2 separate regions of the Homo sapiens genome follow, and region 2 is linked to region 1. Evidence: read pairs that join two places in POLR2A ChIA-PET (ENCODE). Cell type or tissue: OCI-LY7. All regions are shown on one strand. Links, peaks and the distances in the headings refer to the core of each region. The heading gives the core; the rest is flanking DNA.

Region 1 (2,920 bases), core at 172-2,671:
ATTAATAAGGTGATCTGATCTCTTCTGACACGCTCCTTCCTGCAGTGAATTTGACTTTCTACATCTCTTTTTTTGACGCTGTGACCTCTCACTAGAAAGTTCCACAGAAAGCTGACTCTCATGTAAAGTACTTGCATCAAATTCTAAATCACTTAAAGATTTTTCTGCTTTCCTCTTGCACTGCGAGGACCTCTTTTGATTAGGACTTGGAACTGGATTTAAGTTTATCCCTTCTAATGCACTTTCCCCTAGCAATTTCTCTTCCTTTCTTTTGGGAGGTAGTCCAAAATACACACCTATATCCATTTGCTTCATTACCTTGGTAGAAGGATGTCTTGCATTATACTTAAGACCAGAAGGCAATATTTTCAAATACTTCGGAGCAGGTGTACTAGACAAGTTTTCTGTATTTAAAATTGTAGCTTTACCAACTGGCACACCCTCTAATGCCTTTCTGCAGAAACATGCTGAGTTAGTATTATTCTTAGCATTCAAGTTCTCACTTGATAATTTTCTAATTGTATTTTGGGTTGGTTGGGAAGAAAGATACCCTTCTACCTGACTTTCAAAAGGTTTCAACATTAAACTCTTAACTAACGGAAGAGAAACTTGATTGTAAACAGATGATTCTTCAATTACCTGTTTCTGTTTATTTGATTGAGCTGAGTGAAATTCTGGCTCATCAGGTTTTGCTTTAGTTGCCTGATGAACAGAAGCAGCAAGCTTCCCTGCCAATGCAGGTGGAAACAACACAAAATCACCACCAGTACATGCCAGATCATAAGGCAAAGTACTCTCATTATTTTGAGAAATAGGTTGAGACAAATCATTTAGACTATTGAATCTATACAATCCTTCATCATACTTATCCCGAGTTAAGAAGCTGTTCACTTTGGGGCAGCTCTCATCCTGGTCCTTCAGTAAGGGACCATGTCGTTTTTTAAAAAAACCACAGCTGTCATCATCTTCTTCGAGGCTGCCATCTTTTGAGCTTTCGGTAAAAAACAGTTGTTCTTGTGAATCATCCGGTTTTTCATCGATATCATGAGTGTCTTCATCACTTTGAAGTGGAGAATAGGAGATTTCACAGTCACTGAAGTCATTTTCTGGCAATGGCAAATTTATGTGTTCTGAGTTGTTTGCAAGACGCAAAGCAACTCCCACTAGTTTGTCATTCTCAACAAAATCTGTAAATTGTAGAGCTTGTTGGGATGTTTGGATATGAGTAGAAATCTTTTCACTGGCTTCAGTCAGAGACGGAGACTTTTTAAAATACTGTGTCATCAATAAGGGATCATTTGAAACCGAGTTATCAGTTTGGTTCTGATACGAAGACCATCTTTCCTCAAGGCTACAAAGGACGCCTGACTTAGTCTCACTGAAACTGCCACCTGACGCAGGTGATGGGCTGCTAAAAGGATGATCACCAGCCCTGCTTTGAGCTAGCAGGAAGTGAGTGTATCTCTTGTAATGAAAAGGAATGGTTGAGGTACACAGAAGACCATCAGGACACTCTGAAATTTTAATAAAGAAAAAATATTACACGATCAAAGCATAGACTAAGCTTTGACAACATTAGCAGTATAAATTGGGTTCCATTATTTAATATCCACATTGCATATAATAAAAAGCAACAATTTTAATAAGATTAGTTATAATTGTTGATACACTGAACAAGTTTTAGATTCTATTCTAAGAATAGAATTTGAGAAATTGGTTAATTATAAGGCTTTACTAATTTGGAAACTATTCCCTATCATACTACCATGATTGAGAAACTTTCTATAAGCCATCTTGGTATATCCCTGTGTATGTTAATTTCCAGATTTATCAAAAAATGACACCTCCCTCCCCTCAAAAAAGATGTTATATTTGTTATATTAAATTAGAAAACTTCATGGCTTACAACCTAACTTAAAAATGCCTCTTAAAAGCATTTGTTATAGAATGGAATTTAATTCAAGAGCCATCTGAGAGTCTACTCAAAGGAGTTTAGTGAAAAACCAAAAGAAAAATTTTTTGAGGTGGCTTCATCTATATGACATTTTACCCTAAGGTCTTCAACCATGGACTCCAATTTCCATTCTTGATTTTCAAGTTACATGAAAGAAAATTACTAGCAAATTTGTGAGGTTTTCACTTGCTATCCTTTTCTGGGAAAGGCTAATGCCAAATTTAAAGAAGAGTTGTTTTTTTTCTGTATCTTCATGCAGTACTTTAAAATAACTACAGGTTAATAATAAAATGTATTCTGAATCATAGCTAACATGAAAGCCATATTGAGTATTTTTTTATTTTACTGAATTTTAACTTTTTCAGATTAAAAAAATCCATATATGGAATATAAATGATTTCAAAATATATAAATCATCACAACAACCTGTTCTCCATATGTATTCCAAGTAGGATTTTCTACATTAAATACTTATTACATATTTTAAAAGATAAAAAACATAGCATACTTTTATTATCATTTGACACGTTTTTTGTTAGAATCTTAATCACCTAGGACTCCTTCACAGTTCCTCTTCCTGTATACATAGCACGATGACTAAAACATAACCATATTTAGAAACCACATTATATCTATACTTTTTTTTTTTTTTTTCAGACAAGGTCTCCCTCTGTCGCCCCACCCAGGCTGGAGTGCCCTGGCATGATCACAGGGCCCTACAGCCTCGACCTCTTGGGCTCAGGTGATCCTCCCACCTCAGCCTTCCAAGTAGCCCACCACACCTGGCTAATTTTTGGTAATTTTTTTTGTAAAGATGGGGTTTCACCATGTTGCACAGGCTGGTCTTGAATTCCTAGGCTCAAGTGATCCGCCTGCCTCCACCTCCCAAAGTACTGGGATTACTGGCATGAGCCACTGTGCCCAGCCTATTTATAATTTTCTATGGAGTTCCATAATAACCACCAA
Region 2 (2,920 bases), core at 256-2,755, 240 kb after region 1:
TTGGATTTTACTGAGAACACAGATTAGGACCTTGTTGCTCGGAGTCTGTTTCACAGGGAGCTATTTGCTCCATTCCTCAGATAGGTGAACTGCGGAGACTTCCGTGTCCACTGCGTTCTGTCCGAGCTGAGTCTTCAAGAGAGAGATGGATGAGTAGCCTCCATCCACTATTGGAAGTTGAAGCACAGTCTTTCAGAATGATGGGGCCACCTGTTTGAATTTCTTTTACACAAGTCAAGAGATTGACACCAGCTTCCCTCCCCTGGGTCAGAGGTCTGGCAGCTTCTGCAGAGAGCATGGTGGTGGGAGGGAAGAGAAGGGAGAAAAGCAACACCATAAGCCCTTGGTAGAGGATTCCCTACATACCGGGGGGCCCTGTTCATGTTTACAGCAGCAAACACTCTTTGTCTGATACAGTTGTTCTCCAAGCAAGCAGCTCCCCAGTTCCCTGACTATGCCTGGCACAGTGCTGGTGGGATCTCAGGATTTCTCTCCCTCCCTTGCCTCCCCCAGCCACATGCACGCGCCTCCCCAGCCCTGATCGTCGAATGGGGTGGATATTGGTAAGGATCTAAGCCTCTTCCACTTCCCAGATAAGTGACTCCTTTACATGTGTGTGTAGTAAGATTGGGGGAATATTATATTCACCAGAATTTAGCCTAGGGAGTGCACTGTATGTGGAAGAAATAATTTGATAAGCTGTTTGGTCGAATGGAAGAAACGGCAAAGCCACAATCTTGTTACTAAAGATGGCCGCTTCACCGTAGGCCATGACACAGGGTGAGGAATTTGTTTTGCTCCTGAGAAGTAACGGAGTAGGTAAAAGAGAAAGTGAAGTCATAGAGTTGGAGAAACCCATGCCCCGTGCAAGGTCACCAGCCCCATGACCTTCACCTCTTCGGTTCAGGCAGAATTTGTCAATGTCGACACTACTGATGCTTGGGGTCAGGTGATTCTTTCTTGTCAGAGGGCTGTCCTATGCATTGTGGCATTTCTGGTCTCTACCCACTAGATATCAGTAGCCTTCCCCTTCCATTTTGACGTCCAAAAATATCTCCAGACTTTGCCAAATGACCCCTAGGAGGCAAAATTGCCCCAGTGGAGAAGCATGGAGTTACAGCAACTAAACTCATGAAGCGCCTGATATGGGGGAATTCTTTGTGAAAAGCATTGAAGGGCTTGCGTTTCTGGCCAGACTGATATGGGGCCATGCAGAGGCAGCTGGAGGGACAGAGGGGCCAGAGACAGAAGGGATCATGAGAATATACGCCCCAGGAATTCATAGATATGGTGGGGAGGGCTTTGCTGTTTTTCAGGCTGTGGTCTCTGGGGGCAGGGAGCTTGTCTGATGTGTGCATTACAGAGTCAGTCCCTTTCTTTAATCTGGGGTCTGTGCTATAGACAATAGACACTCCTCCGTGTTCCTCGCACGAGGTGGTCTGTCTGCCCCAGTTTTCAGCTGTAAGATAGGCTGTGCCCACTTTTTCAGTGGGACTCTGGGAAGGAGCTAGAAGTTGCCCCACCCAGTGGCTCTCCTGTGAACCAACATCTCCACGCTAGTTTGAGCCTCCTACTAATAACAATGGCAGAGATAACAGTGGGCATTTATGGTGACACAAATGAGGAGTGTCTATTGTGGAAAGATGGGCACATGGCAGGACCTCAGGACTGTCTTTTCAGGTTCAAGTGGAGCAATACTTTGGGTGGCCTCCTTCAAGACAGATGTGTCTTGAAAACTTCCAGGGCCAACTGCCTCCTTTGTTTTTGTTTTGTGGGTTTTTTGTTTTTTTTTTTTTTCTTGAGACAGAGTCTCCCTCTATCACGCAGGCTGGAGTGCAATGGCATGATCTCGGCTCACCGCAACCTCTGCCTCCCGGGTTCAAGTGATTCTCCTGCCTCAGCCTCCCAAGTAGCTAGGACCACAAGCATGCGCCACCACACCCAGCTAATTTTTGTATTTTTAGTAGGAAGAGCTTTCACCGTGTTGGCCAGGCTGGTCTCGAACTCCTGACCTCAAGTGATCCACCCGCCTCAGCCTCCCAAAGTGCTGGGATTACAGGTGTGAGCCACTGCACCTGGCCATTTTTGTGTTTGTGTTTTGGTCTAGGCCGGTCAATGCTGAACTCCTAGGGGTCCAGACCTTCTGTCCATTTCCTATCAGCTTCTGCTCCATTCTCTCACGTGAACATTGGGACTAGTTTGCTCTGCATGGCGCCCACCTATTTTTTTTTTTTTCAGCAGCATCAGGATTCTTAGAATTTTCCAAAATCACTTCCTTAACTCCTCTTCTGCTAGATTTCTACTCTCCACCAGATTCCTAAAGCCATTATGGTTTGAAGTGTTGGGAGCATGTGTCCATATTAATTGAAATCGAATCAGCACATACATGTGGAGGGGCTAGAATGGAATGATGAGGGCGTAGGTGACTCTATCATCTCTCGAGCAGCTTTTGTGTGCCTGCCAATACTTTAAATAAGCAGCAGTCCCCCAGTTCCCCGACTCTGCCTGGCACAGTGCTGGTGGAATCTCAGGGTTTCTCTCCCTCCCTTGCCTCCCCTTGCTGGGATTACACTTGTAATCCCAGTACTTTGGGAGGCCGAGGTGGGTGGATCACGAGGTCAGGAGATCGAGACCATCCTGGCTAACACAGTGAAAACCCGTCTCTACTAAAAATACAAAAAAATTAGCCAGGCACGGTGGTGCAAGCCTGTAGTACCAGCTACTCGGGAGGCTGAGGCAGGAGAATGGCGTGAACCCGGGAGGCAGAGGTTGCAGTGAGCCGAGATCACGGCACTGCACTCCAGCCTGGGTGACAGAGTGAGACTCTATCTTAAAAAAAAAAAAAAAAAAAAAAAAAGAATTAATCTAACAGCATGTAAGTGCTTAATAGATAATGAAAGAACCAATGAGGGAAGATTTG

Evidence for each region. ChIA-PET counts read pairs that join two places held together with the same protein. Peaks named below come from ENCODE experiments on the same cell type or tissue, not always from the same donor. Only the 100,000 strongest peaks of a DNase experiment are listed, where the experiment ranks them.
Region 2: POLR2A ChIA-PET joins it to region 1 with 12 read pairs; 3 of 35 experiments call an interaction of 5 or more read pairs at or near these places.

Annotation. Positions count from the first base shown.
Region 1 is chr10:113,849,131-113,852,050 of GRCh38, forward strand. It overlaps DCLRE1A (DNA cross-link repair 1A), which reads right to left. Exons shown (of 9, transcript NM_014881.5): 2 at 1-1,514. Among named protein-coding and RNA genes, the nearest start is that of DCLRE1A, 3.5 kb to the right of the region's middle. RefSeq lists an enhancer at 2,505-2,724. In OCI-LY7, for the core only: a CTCF peak has its summit at 2,665; DNase peaks (open chromatin) are centred at 1,411 and 2,591; H3K4me3 peaks cover 2,024 bases.
Region 2 is chr10:114,086,349-114,089,268 of GRCh38, forward strand. No RefSeq gene overlaps it. Among named protein-coding and RNA genes, the nearest start is that of ADRB1, 44 kb to the left of the region's middle. In OCI-LY7, for the core only: a CTCF peak has its summit at 1,490; a DNase peak (open chromatin) is centred at 1,543.